2 separate regions of the Homo sapiens genome follow, and region 2 is linked to region 1. A link is a contact called in ENCODE Hi-C or POLR2A ChIA-PET data. All regions are on one chromosome and are shown on one strand. The core of a region is the stretch at or near the end of the contact, and the rest is flanking DNA. Distances in the headings are between cores, read along the strand shown. Region 1 overlaps CD28 (CD28 molecule). Region 2 has its middle 52 kb from the start of CD28.

The links. A loop is a pair of places that touch in the nucleus more often than their neighbours do. ChIA-PET counts read pairs that join two places held with the same protein, here RNA polymerase II (POLR2A). Pooled maps may share reads with other maps.
Region 2: a map of CD4-positive, alpha-beta T cell shows a loop between it and region 1 (2.6-fold over the local background). The contact joins two enhancer-like sites. A Hi-C loop is called at or near these places in 3 of 168 maps with a recorded cell type or tissue (CD4-positive, alpha-beta T cell and CD8-positive, alpha-beta T cell) and 10 of 50 pooled maps. POLR2A ChIA-PET finds 5 or more read pairs at or near these places in 15 of 52 experiments (CD4-positive, alpha-beta T cell, CD4-positive, alpha-beta memory T cell, CD8-positive, alpha-beta T cell and 9 more).

Annotation. Positions count from the first base shown.
Region 1 is chr2:203,717,006-203,722,426 of GRCh38, reverse strand. All of the region lies in intron 1 of CD28 (CD28 molecule), which reads right to left. Among named protein-coding and RNA genes, the nearest start is that of CD28, 13 kb to the right of the region's middle. Within about 2 kb of position 2,231, at least 4 of the 41 ENCODE cell types and tissues checked have a DNase peak (open chromatin) inside an H3K27ac peak, as active enhancers do.
Region 2 is chr2:203,756,064-203,761,484 of GRCh38, reverse strand. No RefSeq gene overlaps it. Among named protein-coding and RNA genes, the nearest start is that of CD28, 52 kb to the right of the region's middle. Within about 2 kb of position 2,049, at least 3 of the 41 ENCODE cell types and tissues checked have a DNase peak (open chromatin) inside an H3K27ac peak, as active enhancers do.

The DNA.
Region 1 (5,421 bases), core at 982-3,481:
CACAAATATTTTGCAAAAGCACTGAAAAATAAACATGCAAAGAATCAAAAAGTTCGACCTGTCTTAATACAAACATCCAATTTGTTTTTTTGTTTTTGATTTATTTTGTTTGTTTCCTTTTTTTACTTAGAAGGAGTCATTAGGTCAGTTCTAATTGGAAGAGCAACCAACTCCAGCAAGCAATGCCTGCATCTCTCCTCCTTTTCAGAGAGTGAGTGCAGGTTAGGCATTTGTATTCTGCTTGCTCACCGCCCTGGGAATTGTGTTTCTATTGCTAATTATTTGGATTCTGTTTTAATGCACATTCAAATTCTTCCTGATCTGCCTTTGTGAGCTGATTTAAAGAAAAAGATGGGAATGAGAATAGGACTTCTTTGTGGAGACAAAAAAAGGGAGTGTGGGTGGGCTGGAGAGAAACCCCAGATGGCTCCCCAGTTTGACTCCCTCTCCCAGCACACACAGTGAGGTGGAGAGAGGGAAGGGAGAGAGAGGAAGGAAGAAAAGCTGTGGCATCTAGAGTCCAGTGGTTTGCTGAATATGTCCTGTCTAACTCAGGGTGTGACATGTTCCTAAGATGCACATGGGAGAGAAGAATTGATTTCCCAAAAATGAATGCCACTCAATTCCCGTCCTACGGCAGCTCATGATCTGATGGGGAAGAAAGATATAAATAGACCCTACTTTAAACATAGTGACACAGTGATCTGCACAAAACTTCCGGGGGCAACAGGGAAACCAGCTAAGGATCTCAGGAGATGACGGCTGACCTGAGTCCTGAAGGAGTATGCATACATGGATTTGACCAACTTTTACTAAGTAAAAGTTAGCCTGGCTAAGACGTGTCTTTGTGTTGGGGACTGGGGTGAGGTGGGAGAGTGTGTGTTTGGGCTGGGGTGAGTTAGGGGACTGTGGGGAGGATAAGACAAAGAGAGAAAAAGAGTAGTCTGGGCAAGGGAGATGAGGAGGGTAAGAGTGTGGCCGACTTGGGGAATTACAGCTACCTTCTTTTTGCTGGGCCATGAGTTACAAAAGACAAGATTGTCAGAGCAAGCATAGTTCACTCCATTAGAGAGCTTGGGCTCTCTTCTGAAGGTGATGAAGATCTACTGAAGGCTTTTATGCAGAAAAGTGCTAAGATTTTGCTGGAAAAGAGCTTGAAAACTATTTGTTTTCGATAAGGCCATTTGAGGAAAAGCCATCCAATTTATTGCTCATGTTTACTTTCCTCCCTCTTCTTTGTCAACATAGATCATTTTTAAATTAGCTGGCTCTCAAACACAGATACTGTGCTTGAAATCGTTTGCTTACTATGTGTTAACATGTAGCTAACAGCCTCCTAGTTTAGAGTTCAAGCTGAGTTCAAGGTTGGCTGATAAAATCTCGTTTCTCAATATTTATATCCTCATAGCATTTGGTCCCACCTTGGTTCATGTCAATAATTCAGAGAAGCCTAAATAGGAAACTATCTCACAGGACCTCAAAATCTCTATATGCTTTGCAAGACAGTAAATGAGAGAAATTTACTTTTGGTGCTAGAAAAAGATAACCAGTGACTCTAAGTGATACTGAATATGTGTGATCATTGTGACTTTGAGTAAACACAATAATTCTGATTTCTCTTATTTTCTTTTAAAATGGGGCATGTGTAAAAATGCACACCCCTTGCTCTATGAAGTAAAAACATGGAGAAATCAAAGTAGCTGATAATCAGAATATCAGATGACATTTGGCTTTGATATGTATTTTCGGTCTCTGAGTTTCTGAAAATCCACAGTACTTCAAATAATGTAAGGACATATTACAAATGTAAGGACATATCTAGACTCAGAAGAAACCCAAATATGTAGCTCCCTCGTCCTAACTTGTGTTTGATTTCTTTTTGCTTTCCAGTTCATGCTAGGAGTGGAAGGCATTCTTCTTAGGCTACTTGGGTATCAGGAGACCCAGCCCTTTCCCTGTGAATATTTGATTTTACTTCTTGTGAGTGTTCAGGTAAGGTCTACCTAGGTCAAACCTACTAGGTTAAAAGAAACATTGTCAACCCATCCATTTTCTTTGCTTACGTTATCAAAAGATTGGTCTGACTGACATTTCTCTAACTGAATTGACAAGTTGTTTTGAAGGTGAATTTAGTGCTTTGCTTTTCAAAGCCTTTCCTAGCAGCTAAACCAGCTAAAGGTGTGGAGACAGGAAGCACTAACCTCAAACCTCTTTCCCTCACAGCTCCTGCTTAACAACAGGCAACATGAAGAGTGAGATTGGAGGTGAGAAGGTACTTATCTGCTGCTTGTGAGCAAGGTACTGAGAGCTAAAAGATTTCCCACAGATAATCTGTGAATCTTGTGAAACAGCCGACTTCAGGAAAATTGAAAGTTGCTTGAACTTCCATGAGAATGGCAGTGGGTGGTGGGGAAGCTTGGTTACAAAAAAAAACAACTCTTGCCGTTTACACCTATTATAAACGGGTCAATTACCATATTTAGTAATGAGGTCAACCCTCTGCATAGGTGGGGTGGTAACCACCTCTAAGGTGTGGCTCCCAGCATCAAAGAACCCTGACCTTAAAAGGACCCTCCCACCAGCTCAGTTAATGCTTAGATTTCCAAAGAAAATGAAGCCCAAAATGCAATATGGGAAACACATTGGCTTAATTTAGTATCTATGGCTTACATTCACAGGGCTATAAAATGCTGTCTCTTATCTCATCTGAACTCTATATTCAACTGTGAAGTAAATAGGCAGGACAGTCATCTTTATGCCCATCTTACACATGGGGAAACTGAGGTCAAAGAGGTAGATGAGTTGTCCAAGGTTACAGGAAACATAAGTGATCCTTGAAATTTAAGCTCATAACTTATGACTTCTAATCTATTGTTCATTTCCTTCTGCCATGTTGCATCAAAATTTCAACACAATTGCAGTGATTGGTTCTAGATCCTCTCAAAGTTGGACTTGATAGGGAGGATGGTACCAGATGTCTGGAGTGAGGGTTAGGGAGGAGATTACCATTAAGTAGGGGAGTGAATGGAATGGGAAGAGGACCAGAACAAAATACATTTCATTTTCCCCACTATTTTATTAGAGTCTTATCCTGCAAAAAACCACACTCAACTGGAAGGGAACTTGGAGATGATCTATGCCAATTCCTTATTTTAAAGAAGAGGCTATTGGGGGGAAAAAAAGAGAAGAAGTAAATGACTTTTCAAACAAGGTCACACAAATAATGGAAGAGCTAAGATGTAATTTATTTATTTAGACATCTAGGAGTAATGTTTTAAATCATAAATGGACAGAAAAACAACTTTGTTCATTCAGCAAGACTGAATTTATTTCATGCTCATATCTAGAAAAAAATACATTTCCAAATTTTTTGCCTCTAATGCACATATACAAAACATTTTGCTTACAATTTTGAAGATTTCCTGAAGGTCATAGATGGATCCCAGATAAGGCTTACAGACAGTATGATCACATCAAATAATCTTATAAATTATTTCTGATGCACAAGTAATAATTATACCATTGAGATCTTCCATTCTAGCTTACCCAAGTATACAAAAGGGATTGAACATAGACATGAGTCAACACATGAAATCACATTTCAGTCTGAACTTCACTAGGAAAATCCTTAACTTCAGGGCTTTTGTGAATTACATTTGTTTGTCATAGTTTTTCCTTTTCTTTATCGTAGCACCATAGAGAAATAAAACGTACTGGGAAGCTAAAGAAGCAGTTAGAGAGCTGGAATACATGATTAATTAGCAAAATGTGATTTTCCTCCAGAATCTTTAAGAACTTTATCAGGTTCCATTTATGCACATCATAGTCTGACTTTCTTTTGCAGTTGAAAAATCAGGTTGTAAGATTCTAATTATCTTGTTTCCTTTTAAAAATTCGGACTGAACAGAATTTCACATGTTAGGTAGGAACCAAAAACAATGAAAGCTTCTACTTTCAGCCATTTTGCCCTGTGATATTTGTGAGCACACTGTGAAGGTGATGCTGATTTCCCTGGCATAGAAGAGCACCTCCCTCCTGACCACAGAGCTAGTTAAGTTACTGTAACTTTCCTCTGAGTATATTTCCTGTTCAGGCCCAGGATGCCCTTCAACACGTGACCATCTGACCACTGGCTCCTTTTCAGGCTCTGTAAGGGGTAGGCTCCCCCACAAGACAACCCGGTGGTTGCTCAGGAAACTGTGAGACAAACCGTGCTCCCTGAGAAGAAAGGGGGACTCAACAGTCTATGGCTCTGATAACCTTAGCTGGTGGCCTGGCTTCCTTCTGATAAGAGAAAGAGAAGTACAAAACATTCACCAGACTGTAGCACCTTTCACCATCCTCTCTGAGCTGCAATGAAGATAAAAACAAAGCTATTCATGACCTACCATGCTTTGAATGGACCCAGCCTCTCTCTCCCAGAAATTCATGTTAAAATGAAAAAATGGTAATAATAATGATAATAATGCAAGTTATGGTTTAAAAATAATTCTGTGGTCATTTCATCTAGTTTTCTGTTGACTGTTATCTTGAAAGTCTTCCCATTTTCACAAGAAATGAAGATTTAAGGAAAATCTCTTCACACAGAAAAAGGGGGCTTTGAATAAGCTTGATAAACATGCATATACAGTGGTCCTCTGGATCCATGGGGTGTTGGTTCCAGGACCCCTGCAGATACCAAAATCCATGGAAGCTCAAGTCATGCAATTGTTGGTCCTCTGTATCCATAGATTCTGCATCCCACAAATACTGTTTTTGATCCATGGTTCATTGAATCCAAAGATGCATAACCCGTGGATACAGTGGGCCAACTATATGTTGTCTCATTCCAGATCCCAAATGAAAACAGATGGCACACACAAAATTGGGCAAGAGTAGGAAGGTTATTTATGAAAGGACTGTTGGCAAAGGTGTGGCAAGAGCAGAACCACGAGGGGTAGTGCCAGAGCCTGTGACTTGCAGCAGCAGAATTATGACCACCCTTAGGTCGAAAGAGACCAGGGGACAGCGAAGTTACCAGAACCAGAAGGCAAGAGAGTTGTGTAGTGGAGGCCACCATGACAGAAGCAATGACTTCCATCAAGAGAAGCAGACCAAGCAACCAGCTTTGGCCAAGATTGTGTATATCACAACTATCAGTTATACCAAGCACATTAACTGTTCTTGACAGAAAGTATGGTTTTAAAACAAAATCTAAAGAGGTTTTAGTTTGAACAAGGACAAATGATTATAGGTAACAATATAAATAGAAATAGAATCCTGATTAATAAATTTACTAAAGGCCTGGCACAGTGGATTACACCTGTACTCCTAGCACTTTGGGAGGATGACACAGGTGGATCGCTTGAACCCAGGAGATGGAAACCAGCCTGGGCAACATGGCGAGACCCCATTTCTACAAAAAATACAAAAATTAGCTGG
Region 2 (5,421 bases), core at 800-3,299, 39 kb before region 1:
CCTCAATAGAAGGAGCAAAAAGAGACAGGCAAGGTTGAGATTTGCAGTGATACGTAAGAGATGTCCAAGGCATATAGTCAACTCTTCATCCTACTTCATCTTACTTCAATTACTTCATCCTACTATGTAAGAAGGAAGTGCCAGTTCTACTGCACTCTCCTGCCTTTCCTGTGTAGGTGGAAGGGAAATAGGCAGTATAAATTAAAGCAAGGAATCATCATTTCCCCACACTGCTCTCTTAGGAAGTTTGGAAGTGGAGTTAAGAAGTTGTTTCTGTCCCTTTTAGAAGAAATGTGTTGTTAACCAAGGCCCTGATGTTAGATAGGGGAATACCTTTGGGAACCATGTACCCATTAGTAGACCAGGCCTCTTTCCCTAACACTTTGACCTGGGGTAAGGAATTTGAGGACAATACGCACTATTGCCATATTTTAAACAGATGACGCCTCTTGAGCCCAACCAAAGCCCTTTATTCTTGCTTTCAACATACATCTCTTGCCATTTTGGAATGAAACAGAGAGGAGCTTCAACTGTTTTAATTTGGTTCTCCTGAGAAATCAAGTCATTGGTCTTTATTCTATACCTCTGGGCCTCATAAAATGAAACTCACTTATCTCTCTTCTACACAGAAGGCTTTCAAGACTGAAAACAAATTCACAAACATTATATCCAAGTGTCTCGTTGATGTTTGACATCACAGATGCACAACAACTAACTGAATTTTTTTGTTTGTTTGAACAGAAATGACGTTAGATTTGTGTATCTTTCTGTGGATTGATTCAACATGAGAATGGATTCAAAAATACACATTCCTTCACAGTGCATGGTTTTAACATCATATCAAGGAAAGGGACACTGAAGAAGGTAATAAAGACTGTCTTGAATCACTGACATCACCCCTCCCCCATAGCCTGGCAGCAGCAGAGAGAAAATGTGTGTGCTTGGAGGAGAAAGAGTGCAGTGATTGCAGGACTTTACGTTGGAACTCAGTACTGTCCTGCCACAGCAGAAAGCAACACAGGGCAGAATTCAGCCAGAACCCACAGAGGGAGCATCTAGACCAACCCTAGCCAGAGGAGAATTGCCCATCCCAGTGGTCAGAACCTGAGTTCCAGCAAGCCCCACCACTTCAGGCTAAAGTACTCTGGGGTCCTAAATAAACTTGAAAGGTAGTCTAGGCCACAAGGACTGTAATTCCTAAGCAACTACTGATGCCATGTGGCTTGAAACCAGTGGACTTGGGGGGCATGCGACATAGTGAGACACCAGCCAGAGCAGCCAAGAGAGTGTTTGCATCACCCCTCCCCAGCCCAAGGCAGCACAGCTCGCAGCTCCAGGAGAGGCTCCTTCCTTCTGTTTGAGGAGAGGAGTGGGGAGCGTGAAGAGGACCTTTTCTTGCAACTTGGATACCAACTCACCCACAGTAGGTTAGGGCACCAGGCAGAGTCCTGAGGCCCCCATTCCAGGCACTAGCTCCTGAAAAACATTTCTAGACACATTTAGGTCCAGAAGGGAACCTGCTGCCTTGAAGGAAAGGACCCAGTCCTGGCAGGATTAATCACCTGCTGACTAAAGAGCCCTTTGGCCTTGAATAAATATCAGTGGTAGCCAGGCAGTACTTGCCACAGGCCTTGGGTGAGACTCAGAGCCATGCTGGCTTCTGCTGTGACTCAGTGCATTCCAAGCTGTGGTGGCCTCAGGGAGAGACTCCTTCTGCTCGAGGAAAGGAGAGGGAAAATTAAAGGGGACTTTGTTTTGCAGCTTGGGGACCAGCTCAGCTACAGTAGGGTAGAGCACTGAGCAGGCTCTTGGGGTCCCAGATTCCAGGCCTTGGTTCCTGGAAGGCATTTCTAGACCTGCCCCAGGCTAGAGGGGAGCCCACTGCCCTGAAAGGAGAGACCCAAGCATGGCAGCACTCACCACAAGCTGACTGAAAAGCCCTTGGGCTTTGTGTGAACTTCAGCCATAGCCTGACAGTATTTGTCATGGGCCTAGGGCAGTGGTGGACAGGGAGAGAAACTCCTTCTGCATAAGGAAAGGAAAAGGAAGAGTGGGAAAGACTTTATCTTGTGGCTTGGGTGTCAGCTCAGCTGCAGGAGGATAGAGCACCAAGTACATTCCTCAGGTTCCTGACTCCAGGCCCTGGCTGCCCGATGGCATTTCTGGACCTGCCCTGGGCCAGGGGAAGCTCACCTCCCTGAAGAAAAAGACACAAGCCTGGATGGATTCACCACCTGCTGACTGAAGAGCCCTTGGCCTTGAGTGAACATTTGCAGTAGCCAGGCAGTAGTCACTGCAGGCCTTGCGTAAGACTCAGTGTGCTGTGCTACACTTTGAGTCTGACTCAGTGTAGCCCAGTGCTGATGGCCACAACGGTGCTTGTGCCACCCCTCCCCCAATTCCAGGAAGCTCAGCATGGACAATGGGACTTCATTTGTTTAGGGGAAAGTAAGGGAAGAGAACAAGAATCTCTGCCTGGTAATCTAGGGATTCTCCTGGATCTTATCTAAGGCCACCAAGATGGTACCTGTATGAATCTGCAAGAGTCACGGCATTACTGGGCTTATGGTGCCTGCTAATGCAGGTATGGTTATAGTGATCAAAGATTTAAATCACAACACTCAATTTTCTTTGAATACTTGGAAAGCCTTCCCAAAAAGGACAGGTACAAACAAGCCCAGACTGTGAAAACTACAATAAATACCGAACTCCTCAATGCCCAAACAATGATAAATTTCCACAAGCATCAAGACCATCCAAGAAAACATGACCACTCCAAATCAACTAAATCAGGCACCAGTGGACCAATCCCGGAGTGACAGAAATATGTGACCTTTCAGATAGATAATTCAAAATATGTGTTTTGGGGAAGCTCAGTGAAATTCATGAAAACATAAAGAAGGAATTCAAAATCCTATCAGATAAATTTAACAAGGAGATTGAAATAATTTTTAAAAATCCAGGCCAGGCGTGGTGGCTCACGCCTGTAATCCCAGCACTTTGGGAGGTCAAGGCGGGTGGATCACGAGGTCAGGAGATCGAGACCATCCTGGCTAACATGGTGAAACCCCGTCTCTACTAAAAAATACAAAAAAATTAGCTGGGCGTGGTGGCAGGCACATGTAATCCCAGCTACTGAGGAGGCTGAGACAGGAGAATGGCATGAACCCGGGAGGCGAAGCTTGCAGTGAGCCGAGATTGCGCCACTGCACTCCAGCCTGGGGCCACAGAGCAAGACTCCGTCTCAAAAAAAAAAAAAAATCCAGTAGAAATTCTGGAGCTGAAAAATACAGTTGACATATTAAGGAATGCATCAGTCTTTCAACAGCAGAATTGATCAAGCAGAAGAAAGAATTCATGAGCTTGAAGATAGGCTACTTGAAAATACACAGTGAGAGGAGAAAACAGAATGAAGCACACCTACAAGATCTAGAAAACAGCTTTGGAAGGGCAAATCTAAGAGTTATTGGCCTTAAAGAAGAGATAGAGATAGAGATTGGAGTAGAAAATTTATTCAAAGGGATAAAAAAAAAAGAGAACTTTCCAAACCTAGAGAAATATATCAATATTCAAGTACAAGAGGATTATAGAACACCAAGCAGATTTAACCCAAATGAGACTATTTCAAGACATTTAATAATCAAACTCCCAAAGGTCAAGGATAAAGAAAGTATCCCAAAAGCAGCAAGAAATAAATTGCATATAATGGAGCTTCAATATGTCTGGCAGCAGACTCTTCAGTGTAAAACATACAGGCCAGGATAGAGTGGCATGACATATTTAAAATGCTGAAAGAAAAAAACTTTTATCCTAGAATAGTATATCTGGTGGAAATATCCTTCAAACATGGTGGAGAAATAAAGACTTTTCCAGACAAACAAAAGCTGAGGGACTTCATCAACATCAGAACTGTCCTATAAGAAATGCTAAAGGGAGTTTTTAATCTGAAAGAAAAGAACATTAATGTGCAATAAAAAATCATCTGAAGGTACAAAACTCACTGGTAATAGTAAGTACACAGAATATTACAACATTGTGGCCATGCACGGTGGCTCATGCCTGTAATCCTGGCACTTTGGGAGGCCAAGGTGGGCAGATCACAAGGTCAGGAGATCGAGACCATCCTGGCTAACACAGTGAAACCCTGTCTCTACTAAAAATACAAAAAACAAAAAAAATTAGCTGGGCGTGGTGGCTGTAGTCCTAGCTACTCGAGAGGCTGAGGCAGGAGAATGGCATGAACCCAGGAGGCAGAGCTTGCAGTGAGCCGAGATCAGCCACTGCACTCCAGCCTGGGCGACAGAGCAAGACTCTGTCTAAAAAAAAAGAAAAGAAAAGAAAAGGAAACACTTCAAATAAACAACCTAATAATACATGTTAAAGAACTAGAAAAGTAAGAGCACACCAAACCCAAAATTAGCTGAAAAAAAGAAATAATAAAGATCAGAGCAGACACAAATGTAATTAAAACAAAAATAAAATACAAAAGATAACTGAAATGAATAGTTGGTTTTTTGAAAAGATAAACAAAATTGACAAATCTTTAGTGATACTAAGAAGAAAAGAGAGAAGACCCAAATAAATATAATCAGAGATGAAAAAGGAGACATTACAACTGATACTGCAGAAATTCAAAGGATCATTAGAGACTACTATGAGCAACTATAGGCCAATAAATTGGGAAAACTAGAATAAATGAATAAATTCCTAGATACATACAACCTACCAAGATTGAACCATGAAGAAATCCGGAACCTGAATAGACCAATAAGAAGTAATGAGATTGAAGTCATAATAAAAAATCTCCCAGCAAAGAAAAGCCCAGGACCGAATGGCTTCATTGCTGAATTTTATCAAACATTTAAACAAGAACTAATACGAATCCTACTTAAACTATTCCAAAAAATAGAAGAAGAGGAAACACTTCCATACCCATTCTATGAGGCCAGTATTACCATGATACCAAAACCAGACAAAGATACATCAAGAAAAGAAAACTACAGGCCAATATCCCTGATAAACCTTAATGTAAAAATCCTCAACAAAATACTAGCAAACCAAATTCAACAACACATTAAAGAAATCATTCATCACGACCAAGTGTGATTTCTCCCAGGAATGCAAGGATGGTTCAGCATATGCAAATCAATCAATGTGATACATTGTATCAACAGAATGAAGAACAAAAACCAGATAATTTCACTTGATGCTGAAAAAAGCATTTGATAAAATTCAACATCCCTTTAAATAAAAAACTAAGGATAGTAGGAATGTATCTCAACACAATAAAAGCCATACATGGCATACAACTAGCATACTGAATGGGGAAAAACTGAAAGCTTTTCCTCTAAGACCTGGAACACGACAAGGATGCCCACTTTCACCACTGTTATTCAGCGCAATACTGGAACTTCTAGCTAG